Regions from separate parts of the Homo sapiens genome. Here region 1 is linked to region 2. The links are chromatin contacts, found by Hi-C or POLR2A ChIA-PET in ENCODE. All regions are on one chromosome and are shown on one strand. The core of a region is the stretch at or near the end of the contact, and the rest is flanking DNA. Distances in the headings are between cores, read along the strand shown.

The links. A loop is a pair of places that touch in the nucleus more often than their neighbours do. ChIA-PET counts read pairs that join two places held with the same protein, here RNA polymerase II (POLR2A). Pooled maps may share reads with other maps.
Region 1: a loop to region 2 is called in a pooled map, with 8 times the contacts of the local background. The contact joins two enhancer-like sites. A Hi-C loop is called at or near these places in 1 of 37 single-sample maps with no recorded cell type and 11 of 50 pooled maps. POLR2A ChIA-PET finds 5 or more read pairs at or near these places in 3 of 52 experiments (OCI-LY7, RWPE1 and activated naive CD4-positive, alpha-beta T cell).

The regions. Positions count from the first base shown.
Region 1 is chr7:111,231,309-111,237,605 of GRCh38, forward strand. All of the region lies in intron 3 of IMMP2L (inner mitochondrial membrane peptidase subunit 2), which reads right to left. LOC124901725 (a long non-coding RNA gene) reads right to left here. Exons shown (of 2, transcript XR_007060477.1): 1 at 1-6,297. Among named protein-coding and RNA genes, the nearest start is that of LRRN3, 140 kb to the left of the region's middle. Within about 2 kb of position 1,348, at least 2 of the 41 ENCODE cell types and tissues checked have a DNase peak (open chromatin) inside an H3K27ac peak, as active enhancers do.
Region 2 is chr7:111,134,921-111,141,459 of GRCh38, forward strand. The region is part of intron 3 of IMMP2L (inner mitochondrial membrane peptidase subunit 2); the gene reads right to left. Among named protein-coding and RNA genes, the nearest start is that of LRRN3, 47 kb to the left of the region's middle. RefSeq lists a silencer at 879-1,079. Within about 2 kb of position 3,456, at least 19 of the 41 ENCODE cell types and tissues checked have a DNase peak (open chromatin) inside an H3K27ac peak, as active enhancers do.

The sequences.
Region 1 (6,297 bases), core at 98-2,597, 94 kb after region 2:
AATCATAATATCAAAACCCCATCTTGCACAACTGTAGCCTTCACTCTTAACAGCCACAGGTCTTCTTTGATTTTCCCAAAAAGGCAAGCTCTATCCCCACTAAAGGTATTTACCTAGACTTTCTCCCAAATCTTAACAAGAAAAAATAATTCCTAATCACGCACCGGATCTCAGCTTAATGTTACTTCTCCAATGAGGTCCTCCCTGCTTGCTCATTCTAAAGTAGGTTGCTGCCTGGTTTTTTTTCCCCTCTCATACCAGTTGTCAACTTAGTGTGTTTATTTGTTTACTCTGTCTTTCACAATGTAAATCCCATGAGATAAAATATTCATGACTATTTTATCTACCAAGAGCAACACATATGTTAGGGGCTTAGTAAATATTTTTTGACTGAAAGTGAATGAATAAATGATGACTGAGTACTGAAGTAACATAAAGTCAGAGAACTATGAATAAATATGTATTATAATCTTCATAAAAAACTCTATAAGTGTAGGCAATTCGAATATAACTGAAACACTCTTCTGAGATTTTCTCAGGGAATATCATATGATACAACTGTCAAGTATAATAATTTTTTTCTATAAAAATCACCGCCAAATTTCAGTGCACTATCTAGGAAGTCAATCTGAATCTTAAGACAATTCAAACTGGAAAACAGGAAAGGAGTTCTCAAGTATAAAAGCCCTATTAAACAAAATTACTTTCATACATAGAGACTTAGTATCACTCATAATTTAAAAGAAATGTTTAATAAATGTGTACTAGATTAATAAATATTTAGTATTTCTGTATTTTCTCCACAATTTTAAGTGTAGAAAAGTCACATGAATTTACATATGATTCTTCAACACAATTATTGTTTTTATGAACTTTAAAGAAAAGTCAGGATATAGAATTTTTCCCAAAAAATTTATAATATTCTCCCAGAAGCAGCTTAGACTCATGTATAGAATGAAGAATATTCAATTAGGAGAATAAAGAATTCACAAACACCAATAAAAATAGCCCACAAATCACACAGACATTAATAATTAGTTCACTATATTGATTCATTTTGGAGGGTTTTTTTTTTTTTTTTAAGAAAAACATTTAGGTATGTGTGAACTCAGGAGTCATAACCTGCAATGAACCCAACTCTGTAACACAACACAGATACCACAGATGGACTGCAAAGGCCAGTCCTGAGGTTAGCTAGATCTGACATGGAAATTTTCAATTTTCTGAACCAATAAATTCTTTTGTTAACTTCTTTTTTGTTAGCCCAAGTTACATTAGATTTTTGACCCCTGAAATCAAAAGAGAATTAACCAATAACAAATACTAAGAACTCTTCACTCTTCACACTCTGAGTCATCACTTCCTTCTCCATTCCATCGCATAGGATGTTTTCAGAATGACAGTATTAAAATGAAAATGTGATTAGATCATTCACTCTACAGTTTCTCCTTGTTTACAAGATAAATATTAACCCTATAGCTTATCTCTGCTACCTTTACCTCCCCACCTACCATTCTAATTCATACACACTGTAAGCCAACAATTCTGAACATTTACCCATTCTCTGTGTCTGCAATCCCCTTCTCAGAGTCAGCTCCTCTGGAAAGGAGTTACCTTCCTCCTCAGGCAGCATTAATACTGGTACGATGTACTCCCAATGCATCTTGCTTCGATCTCACTGTATTGCAATTTCTGCTTTGCCAGGCTACCACCTACCCCTACTAGACTATAAACTGCTTCAGGTCAGAATTCCTCCATATTCCCAGTGAAAACACTGAACCTAACTCATCTTAGATGCTCAATAAATGTCTGCTAGATGAATGTACACTTTATCCAATGAACGTAGATTACATTCAATGCATGCACATAAGTTAGCCACTTTTTAAAATGAGTAATCCCTTTACAGCATGATTAATAAATACAATCTCTAAAATAATAGTTTATTAGTAAAAATGGCCTTATATAATTGATGGTTAAATACTTTTTGTATATAAATAAATGTGATCTCATTTTTAAAATGTCACATTTCACTCCCTGAAATAAAGACCTCAAATTGCTTTTTGTAATAATGTAAGGTTCAAAATACTCTCTAACATTTAAAAGGAAATCAGAATTTGAGGAAATAGTCATATAAAATCAGTGGTAATTGACAAACTGACTATATAATAATTTCACTGAGATGATTTCTGGTATTAAATGAATGAAAAAGATAATCGTAACACAGAAAGGTTATTCAAAAACTTGACTAAGAAAAAAAGTCACCAATAATTATTTTATTCAGGGAGTAAATGTTATTAATTGCCAAAATACGAATTTTAAATTTGAGAAGTACAGATTTGTAAGTATATATTTGTTTGAATAGTATCAGATTGGCCTTTTATTGGCTTATTGGTATTTAGTGCCAGCACTTACAATGTGAACTCAGCAACAGAAGATAATTCTTATGAAATCAACATTCAACTTACATGAAATAACTTAAAAACTTACCAACAATAGTCTAATGATTATATACCTTTACCAAACAATGTCTAATGAAAGTCCAAATGTAAAAATTTAAAAATTAAAATTATAGAATATAATTTTTACACATCAATTGTTTTGTAGCACCATCTCGCAAAGTAAATATCATGTTTATTCTGTAGCTAAAATTTCTCCCCACAAGCAGAAATTGTTTGGAATATACAAAAAGACAACCCATTAACAAGTAACTTTAAGTAATGTAGTTGGATGGTCATTATAATACAAATGGTGCTATAAATTTCCCTTTAAGTATTGTTTTAGCTACATCCCACAAATCTTGATGTGTTTTCATTTTCATTCAGTTCAGTTCAGTATTTCCTTAATTCTTCTTTTATTTCTTTCTTAACCTATGGGTTATTTAGAGGAGAGTCATTTAATTGACAAATATGTGGAGATTTTCTACAAGTCTTTCTGTTATAGATACCTAATTTAATTTCATTAAACTCAGATAATATTCTTTGTATGATACAGATGCCAGTTACACCAGATTCATAGGGTTGTTCAGGTCTTCTATGTCTGTATCTATTTCTGTCTACTCTGTCCATCAATTACTAAGAAGGAATATTTAAATCTCCAACAAAAACTGGATTTGTGTCTTGCTCCTTGAAGTTCTTTCAGATTTTGCTTCAAGTATTTTGATGCTGTTATTAGGTACATAAATGCTGGGTTTTATGCCTTCTTAATGAACTAACCCTTCTATCATTATGAGATAATCTCTTTTTTCCCTGGATATATACAATCATGATTGGATTTGAATCTACCCTTTTGCTACTTGTTTTCTACTGCTTTTATCTGCCCTCAGCCTCTTTTCTCTCTTTTTCTGCCTCCCTTGGATTAACTGCATATTTTATATTATTCCACTTTATCTGCTTTCTTGACTTATTAGCTATAATTCTTTTAACTGTTGTTTTAGTGGTTGGTTCACAGTTTATACCTTTAATTTATCATGAACTGTCTTCAGGTAATATTATACCACATCATATATAGTATAAGAAATTTACATCAGTATTCTTACATTTCCCCCTCTCCCAGCCTTTGCACTACTACTATTATAATTTTACTTCTATATATGTCACGAAGTCCACAATATATTTTTATTATTTTTTACTTAAACAGTCAAATAACTTTAAAAGAGTCTGTAAGGGGAGAAAATTACCATTTTCAGTGTTCTTTATTCCTTTATATAGTCCAGGTTTCTAACTGATAACATTTTTCTTCTGTCTGAAGAACTTTTTTTAGCATATCTTTCAGTACAGGTCTGCCAGTGACTAATTTTTTCATCTTTACTTCATCTAAACAAGTTTTTATTTCATCTTTATTTTTGAAAGATATTTTCACTAGGTATAAAATTCCACATTGATGGCCTTGGACAGTGGCTCACGCCTGTAATACCAGCACTTTGGGAGGCTGAGGCAGGCAGATCACCTGAGGTCAGGAGTTCAAGGCCAGCCTGACCAACATGGAGAAACCCAGTCTCTACTAAAAATACTAAATTAGCCGAGCGTGGTGGTGGGCACCTGTAATCCCCGCTACTCGGGAGGCTGAGACAGGAGAATCGCTTGAACTTGGGAAGTGGAGGTCGCGGTGAGCTGAGATCATGCCATTGCATTCCAGCCTGGGTAACAAGAGCGAAACTCCGTCTAAAAAAAAAAAAAAATTCCACATTGATAATTTCTCTCTTTCTATAGTTTAAAAATGTTATTCTACTGCCTCTGTGTTGCACTGTTTCCAAAGCAAAGACTCTTAACCATCTTTGTTACTCTGTACCTGATACGTCTCTTTTTTTTGGCCTTCTTTTAAGATTTTCTCATTATCACTGGTATTAGTTTGATTATAATATGCCTCTGTATCATCTTCTTGTGCTTGGGGTTTTTTTAGTTTCTTCTGAGTTTATAGTTTTTATCAATTTTCTTTCCCACCATTTTTTCAAATATTTCAGTCTAAAACTCTCCCACTTTCCTCCTCTTCAGCAACTTGAATAACATGAATACTGAGGCACTTGAAATTGTCCTACAGTTCACTGATTGTCTCTTTTTTAAATTAGCCATTATTCTCTCTGTGGTTCATTTTGGGTAGTTTCTATTGTTATGATGTCACCTCATTAATTTCTTTCTTTGTAGACTAAACTGTCACAGATCCATCCAGCAAATTTTTTTCATCTTAGGTCCTGTAACATTCATCTCTAGAATATAGATTTAAGTCTTTTTCACATCTTCCATTTCTGTGCTTAATGTCTTCAATCTTTCCTCTCCTTTTTTGAACAAATTAAATGTGACAATAACTATTTTAATGCTTTGTCTACTATTTCTCTCATTTGTGTTTTTTTTTAACTGATTGATGTTCTCCTCATTTTGTGTCATGGTTTCCTGTGTCTTTGCATTAAAAGTAATATTTTTACTAGCTTCCAAACATGATTTTCACCTTTTGGGGTGCTACATATTCTTGTGTCCTGAGGAACATCCTTGAGCTTTGTTTGAGAAAACAGTTAAGTTACTTGGGAACAGCAAATCCTATAGAAGTTGGCTTTTAAACTTTGTTAGGCAAAACTGGCACAGCCTTTAATCTAGGGGTGAATATGCTCCACTACTAGGCAATATTCTTCTGGTTATTCTATCTGATGCTTCGTGAATTATGAGGTTTTCCACTCTGGCTGATATGGGAACATGAATAATTCCCAGCCCTGTATAAATTCTGAAAACTATTCCCTGTGTTCTTTTGAGGTGATTATTTCTCCAGCTTTTTGTAGGTTCCCCACATACTGATGGGTCCTCAGCTGAGGGCTGTACGAGGACCTTCTGCATATCTATATAGTTTTCTCTCTGTGCATCTTCTCTCCAGTCAGTACTCTGTCCTGCAAACTCTAGCCACCTGGACTTCCCCAGACTCCCAACTCTGTCTCGTCAACCCTAGACTACCAACATTCACCTGGGTTCTCCTCCCTGTGCTGGGCCCTGGAAAAACCTCTCAAGGCAATCAGCTGGTACAATCAAAGGGCTTACCTCATTTGTTGCCATTCTTAAAGGATCACTGTCCTGAACTGTCTGATATTTAATGTCTGAAGACTCCCTTTCATACGGTGTATCTGGTCTTTTTTGTTTGTTTCTGGTAGGAAGGCAAATCATGTTCCTGTAACCCCATCTAGGCTGAAACATTCTAATACAATTAAATGGCCATTCTCTGGGAATAGAAAGTAAGAACTTACAACAGTGACGTTTCCATAACACGGAATATATAATAATTTTCAAATGGACAAAAAAGAACAAATAATACCCAAAAGAAGAAACTTAAATATCCTAGTTGATGGAATAAATATTTCCACACCCAGATATAATGTCTCACACATAGAAGGCTCAAAATAAATACTAAATTCATAATTCCTTGCTTTGAAGCTAATTAAAATTAGAAAAGATAATTCAGTAAAAGGAAGAAGAAAACAATGCTATCCTGTGCCTTAGATACTGAGTAATTAATTCAATTTGATGTCCTATAAGAATAATTCATAAAATTGTGTATTGTGTCCTGTTTTGATTTACTGGAAGATTACAAACTAGCATGCCATATTCACATGTATTTTACCTTCATCTGAAATAAGTTAAATAAGAATGATTTTATAATTTGTTTCTTTCAAAAAGTTATTTTTTGGCAATATTTAACATAGTATAACTAAGATAAACTATATATTACCTTGTTAATATTAATGGTTAATATTAATTTTAATAACCATATATTTAGGCAAGATTTAAAAACTACAAAATAGAAGAAATTAAGCAAAAATAA
Region 2 (6,539 bases), core at 2,206-4,705:
TGGTATCAATAATAGAAAAGGGCCAGGTAGCCTCTTAAACAAAATATTTACTAAATATATTTAACAGAGTAATTTTCATTTTATTGATAAGGAAATTCTACCCCAATACTAGGCTATACTACTCAGGCCAATTGTTTCAGTGTGAATACTCAGAATATCAGGTAGAACATGTAAGTAATTCGGCACAAACTGTCATCTCATTCTGGAAAAAAATGAATCCAGTTTTAGCTTTACTGAAACCAGAAGATATAAAACACCATAATATCTATGAGACCAATGGCCCCTGATTTTGAAACTAAAATCAAATATGAGGATATTATAACACTCTACTGATTACATATCTATAAAGTACTTTTTAAGATATAAGACATACTCATACATATTATGCCTGGGATTTAATTTATTATCCATGCTAACCTACCTTGATGAATTATTGGTCATAAGGAAGGAGAAACTGAATAAAAATATTTTCAGACAAATCTGCAATCCCACTGAGTCTTTCCATTCCTCCAAAGTGAGCACTGTGACAGAGCTGTGTCTTTCTTAGAAGTGATGGGCCTTATCAATAAAGATTTTTACTGTATTGGGAAAAGCTAACCCTGTGATCTTTAAATACTCTGGCTTCAGAAAATAATTTTAATATTAAACCTCTTCCAAAGTTCTTGACTTGAAATCCCAACATTACCATCATGATGCCACATTATTATTTTAAAATACACCATTTCAAATATGAAATAATTTTTACATGTTAATAACTTAGTATATTTTATTGCAGAATTAACATATGCTTATTATACAAAATCAAGAACATACAAAAAAGAAGGCCTCATATTCTCCCTGTCTCCCAAATACACTATTACAAAAGCCTGTCATTCTGCCTTTGACAAACTTTATAATATTATCTCTTGACTCCACTATTTCACTCTTAATCCAGACTAGAGCTGCCCACACTTTCAAGGTATCATCAAAGACCTCTTATCTCAGAATAAAAGATGGCTTCAGTGCCCATCCTGTTATCCTCCTACAGCCCTCAAACCTCCCAATGATGTGACTGACAGACATTACCATTATATAGTAAATAGTAGGTCAGTTGCTTATATGTCACCCTACAATTTTTTTTTTTTTTGAGACGGAGTCTTGCTCTGTTGCCCAGGCTGGAGTGCAGTGGCATGATCTCAGCTCACTGCAACCTCGGCCTCCTGGGTTCATGCAATTCTCTGCCTCAGCCTCCCAAGTAGCTGGGATTACAGGCACCCGCCACCATGCCCGGCTAATTTTTGTATTTTTAGTAGAGACAGGGTTTCACCATCTTGGCCAGGCTAGTCTTGAACTTCTGACCTCATGATCCACCCGCCTTGGCCTCCCAAAGTGTTGGGATTGCAGGCGTGAGCCACTGCGCCCAGCCACCCTATTACATTTTTTAAAAGTCCTAGGAGTAAATAGATTTTTCCATCTCATGGTAGCCTGAGATATTTGTTTCTTTCTAATCTTAACCAATTCTATTTTAGAAATAAAAAAAAATGAATCTAATCTACATCCCATAGGGCAGCCCTGCAAGTTATTGATTATGCTAGCCTTTCTCTAAGTTTTGTTTGTTCCATACTGAAGAAACCCATGTCCTTAAAGCAATTCAGGTCACTCTTCTCTGGATATGATTCAAGTCATTAAAGTCTCTCTTAAAATATAGTACCAGAAATTGGATGCAGTCCTCCAGGTGTGCTAATCTCTAATCTCTGGAGTAGTATTAACCAAATTCCTGCACTATTTTCAAATGGAAGCAAAGCCAGCTGTAAACGGACAAAGATAATTCTACTTGATCCCAAATGATGTGGCTAACAGCATCATCAATATCATCATCACCAGCACTTAGGAAATGCTAAGCATGAACAGACATATAAACTCATTTAACCTCTATGAGAAAGATTCTTTCAGCAACCATATTTTATATTATCAGTAAGAAATTTCAGGTAACGAACTTTAAGGAACATCACTAGCAAGTTTTTACAGGTGGTAGTGACAGGGATTTGTTCTCCATGTTAAACAAATTGAAAGGTTGAAAGGTGGTTAGCTTGCTGTTGAAAGGTGGTTAGCTTGCTGTTATTATCATAACAGCACAGAATTAAGAATCTCACTACAAACAAACAGAAATGCATAAATCTAGAGGCTAACGATATATAGTCTTCGTCATGTTGAAATGCTGCAAAAATATGGTGGGTTAGTTCACTTTCTAGTGGCAATAAGGTTTGGTGGAAATGTGGTAAATTTCCTCCACCTCAGCTATTTGATAGCATTTATAGTGGTATAACAGAAATAAAGTACGCTTTATTTACGAGAAGACTCATTCTATATTCAATTTATAATAATAAGCATGCTGGAAGAGCCATCTGGATACCTTATAAAAATGGTATTTTCCATTGGAAGTAAAGAATTTTAATCAGTGTTAGTTGGTAATTATTCATTTCACCATTTCCTAATCATGTCAAAAAAAATACGTTAAGCCAGAATTCACAATTTTTCCATTATGCAAAAACACCACCATATTGTTTTATCTACTTAGTAAGATCATTTTTTTCTATTTCATACACTCAGACCACATTGCTCAAAATAAGAAAAGGCAAATATAATAATCAAGCTTGATAAGCCAAGAAGCAGAGCAAAGATAGGAAAAAAATAATTTGATTTGAGGAATAAAAATATTAAATTACTACTTCAATGCTCTGAATGATAAAAGCACAGTCAGAAGCAGTCCATTTCTAAAAACTAAGTGGTATTTCAACAGCTCTAACAAAGGAGAACAGAAACTAGTCTTGGATTTTTATGAGAACTTTAATATGAATGATTTAAGAAATTATACTTTAAAAATCTCATTCAGTTAAAGTACAGATGTATATGCTACAACTTTTGGTTTTGGTTTTTTGTTTTTAGACAGGGTCTCACTCTGTTTCCCAGCCTGGAGTACAGTGACATGATCTCAGCTCCCTGCAACCTCTGCTTCCCAGGCTCAAGTGATCCTCCAGCCTCAGCTTCCTGAGGAGCTGGGATTACTGGCATGAGCCACCACACCCAGCTAATTTTTGTGGGGTTTTTTTTGTACAAATGGGGTTTCCCCATGTTGCGCAGGCTGGTCTCGAGCTCCTGAGCTCAAAGCTATCTGCTCCCCTAGGCCTCCCAAAAGGCTGGGATTACAGGCCTGAGCCACCGTGACCAGCCTTGTGCTACACCTTTGTATAAACCTACTTTAAAATACAAAAAGGTACTCCATTCATTCTTTTCAAAAGATTTAGTGAATGTGAATAATGTCATATTGCCTAGAGTAATCTTGATGTTTTTGTTCCACTGGAAAAAAACAAGGTCCCTTTAGCTAAAGCTTTTCTTCTGCTATTGTCACTTCAGCACTAGCAAAACTAGGGTGACAGCTCATAAAGAAAATAACCAAAAGCTCTCACTTTGTCCAATGACGTGGCAGCCCTCCAGCACTGGCATTTCCTGCCCCAAATTAACTCCAGGGGCCATAAGATCAAAGTAAGAAGGAAGTAGCTTGTCTTTCTCTTTAGTTGTGGTAGCTACTTTGTATTACATAGGCAATATAATTCATTGTTTCTTATATAACCGCTTATGCTATTTTACATTGTACTAGGCATCTGCAAACAAACAAATGTTATTTCTTGTTCCAAGTTAGGTAAAACTTGTAAATAAAACCCTGCAAAATGGCTCACAATAAATCAAAATAGTCCTACAAGAAAACAGAAAGCTAGAAAAAGATTAGAGATAAGGTCCTGCCAATAGATAATTCTATTTTAAAAGAAAAAAAATCAGCTGAAGTCCTATTTGGTTCTCATGAACCTGAAAAGATAGTTAGTTGTTTTGCCAGAAAAAGAGTCCCAGACATTATTTGGTCACTTGCCTGGAATAGCTTGGCATTTCTGCACCCTCAAGTAATAAAACTTACTTGTAAAACCCTTTAAGGCAACAGAGATTGCCTGTATTTATTTTCTAGGAAGGGAAAATATTGAAAATTATGATGTATTCAAAGACCACAACTATAGGAGAAAATGCCATACTGCTAAATGTTTTTCAGTTGACATGATCTTTTAAATCATCTCTATTGATCCCTTTATTTAAGATTCGATTTGGCTATTGTGAGAATAATGAACAAATAAATGAATGTGATATCCATTTGATATCTAGTATTTCACCAAAAAAAAGGAATAAGCCTGGATTTTTTTATCTTTGCCCTATTTACATTGTACAATGAGGAAGAAATTTTGGAACGGAGCTAACAAAAGATCTAAATTAAGACACCATTTTAAAGCTCTGGGAATTACAGTGGCACTATTACCCAGAAGCAAAAATCCTAAATGATTCTATGAACAGGTAACAAACTACAAAAAACAGGTAACAAGGGCCAGAGACTGGACTAGGTTGGTATTTCTTTTTGTTCAACAAGTATTTACTGCCAGAGACTGGACTAGATTGGTATTTCTTTTTGTTCAACAAGTATTTACTAAGAAACTAAAATGTTAGAAGCTTCAGGGGATACAAAGATAGGCAACTTCCCTGAAATAATTGAGAATTATCTATGGTGGGAAAAACTATGAGAAAGGAAAGAGATTTTTTAAAAATGCTATAGCAATTAAGCAGCTTCCAGATATATTTTGGGAAAATTACAGATAGTAGTAATTAGCCTAACCCTGATATGCAAGTTAATCATCTCTCCCATCTAGAAAGTTGTTCTTTTTGTAACAGAAGACACATAAAATAGTGTCTATTCACTTTATAAAAATAGCAATAAACCTCAAATTCCTCAAGTAGAAACAAAATACATTTTCCTCTAAATAAAAAAAACTATTTTGAGCTAGGAAAAGAGAATACCTATTAAAATGTATTTTGCTTGCTGGAAATCTGGTTCAACTCACAATTTCCCAGCAAAAGGAAAAACTAGGATAATTCTTTCTCTGACAAGATTGCCTGTGCTGTTGGCAACACTCTTCAAAAACTGAAACTCTAATTTTTAATTCTACAGTTACCTCCTAGCCTTCCATGGTCTCATCTACTAAACCACAGTTAGAATTACATTTCCTACATATGTTATTTTCTTGGAGTTCAATGAACAGGACTGAAAATAAAGATCAGAAAAGAAAGAAGAGAGACTCAAATTAAGGAAACCAACTAAAAACAGTGAGACATAAGAACTAAAAGGCAAGGGAAGAAAAAAGAGACAGAGAAAAGACAGAGTTGGGGCAAGAAGGAAAGAGGGAGACCAAGACTCAGGGGGGATTTCAGAGGACAAAGCCTTCTGTCTACTTTAAGTATTAGCTTACTTGACTTCATTAAATGTTGGCTTGTGTCTATTATCAGCTGCTCTTTACTGCCCTGTAAAACAACAATAACAACAAAAAACTGGTTGGCAAAGGCAGATATGACATGAAGTAGCAATGACCTGGCTAATATGAACCTTTGGACAAGATCATGTCTTCCTGAGCCCAGGTGCATCAATACTGGATATTTTCTGCATGCCCATTCAATCTACAGGGTTCTGAAACCTAAATAAAATTCAATGTAATAGCTGGGTGCCTTTCAAAACACTATGCATCATTTACTATCATATTCACTGTTGAATAAACTTTGTAAAAACTGAGAACGTAAGACATGAGAAAGCTAAGAAATGTAATTGGGAAGGGCTAAATAAGTTAACAGGGCCAAGCCATTTTGGCCAGATGGCTTTTTGCAATTTTGGAAATATCTGAACTTCTCACAAATGTCACAGGATGTAGAACTGAAAATATTTCCATCTGCCCCAACCAAAGAAACTATTGCTCTTCATTCATGCAAATGTAATTCCATGCTATCCCCCAAGTTATTAAGACTGTTCGGCCATTTAAGAAGAAAAATAGTCTATTCTTCCACTGAAAGAGTAATTCTAAAGCCACTTAGGTAAATGACTGAGTGACAAAGCAAATAAGAAATTAATACATTTGAGAGAGCTGCTGGAAATAGTTTCTTCTTACATACTCTGCTTATAATAGAGGAAAATATCTATGAGACATAGTACAGAACTTGGGTGATGAAGTGGTTTAAGAATTATGAAATAATATGACTTTTTAAATTGAAAAATGAATGGCTAGTTGGTGAAAGAGTCAGGACTAGCACTCAGATCTTCCAGCTGCAATCGTCTCTACCCTATGCATTAGTGTCTGTAGGCTCTGGGGTGACTGGGGATGGAGAAAGCAAAAGAGAATCAATAAAATTAACTCAGATTTTTTTTTTCTGGTGTTACCACCAAATTCCATACTTATAATACTAATGTTTACTTTTAAAGTCTTTGATACAATTTAATTCCTTTGAAATAATACTACAAAGAATGTGAATTTAGCTCCCTTAAACCCCTCCACATTTCCCCTCCCAATCTTTCCTCAAATTATAATTTTATCACAATTTTTTGTTAAATCAACATTAATATATACATTATTATAAATTATTAGACCTGAGCCACATAGTATGCCAGGGTTACATTTCTTTCTTTTTTTTTTGTATAATTT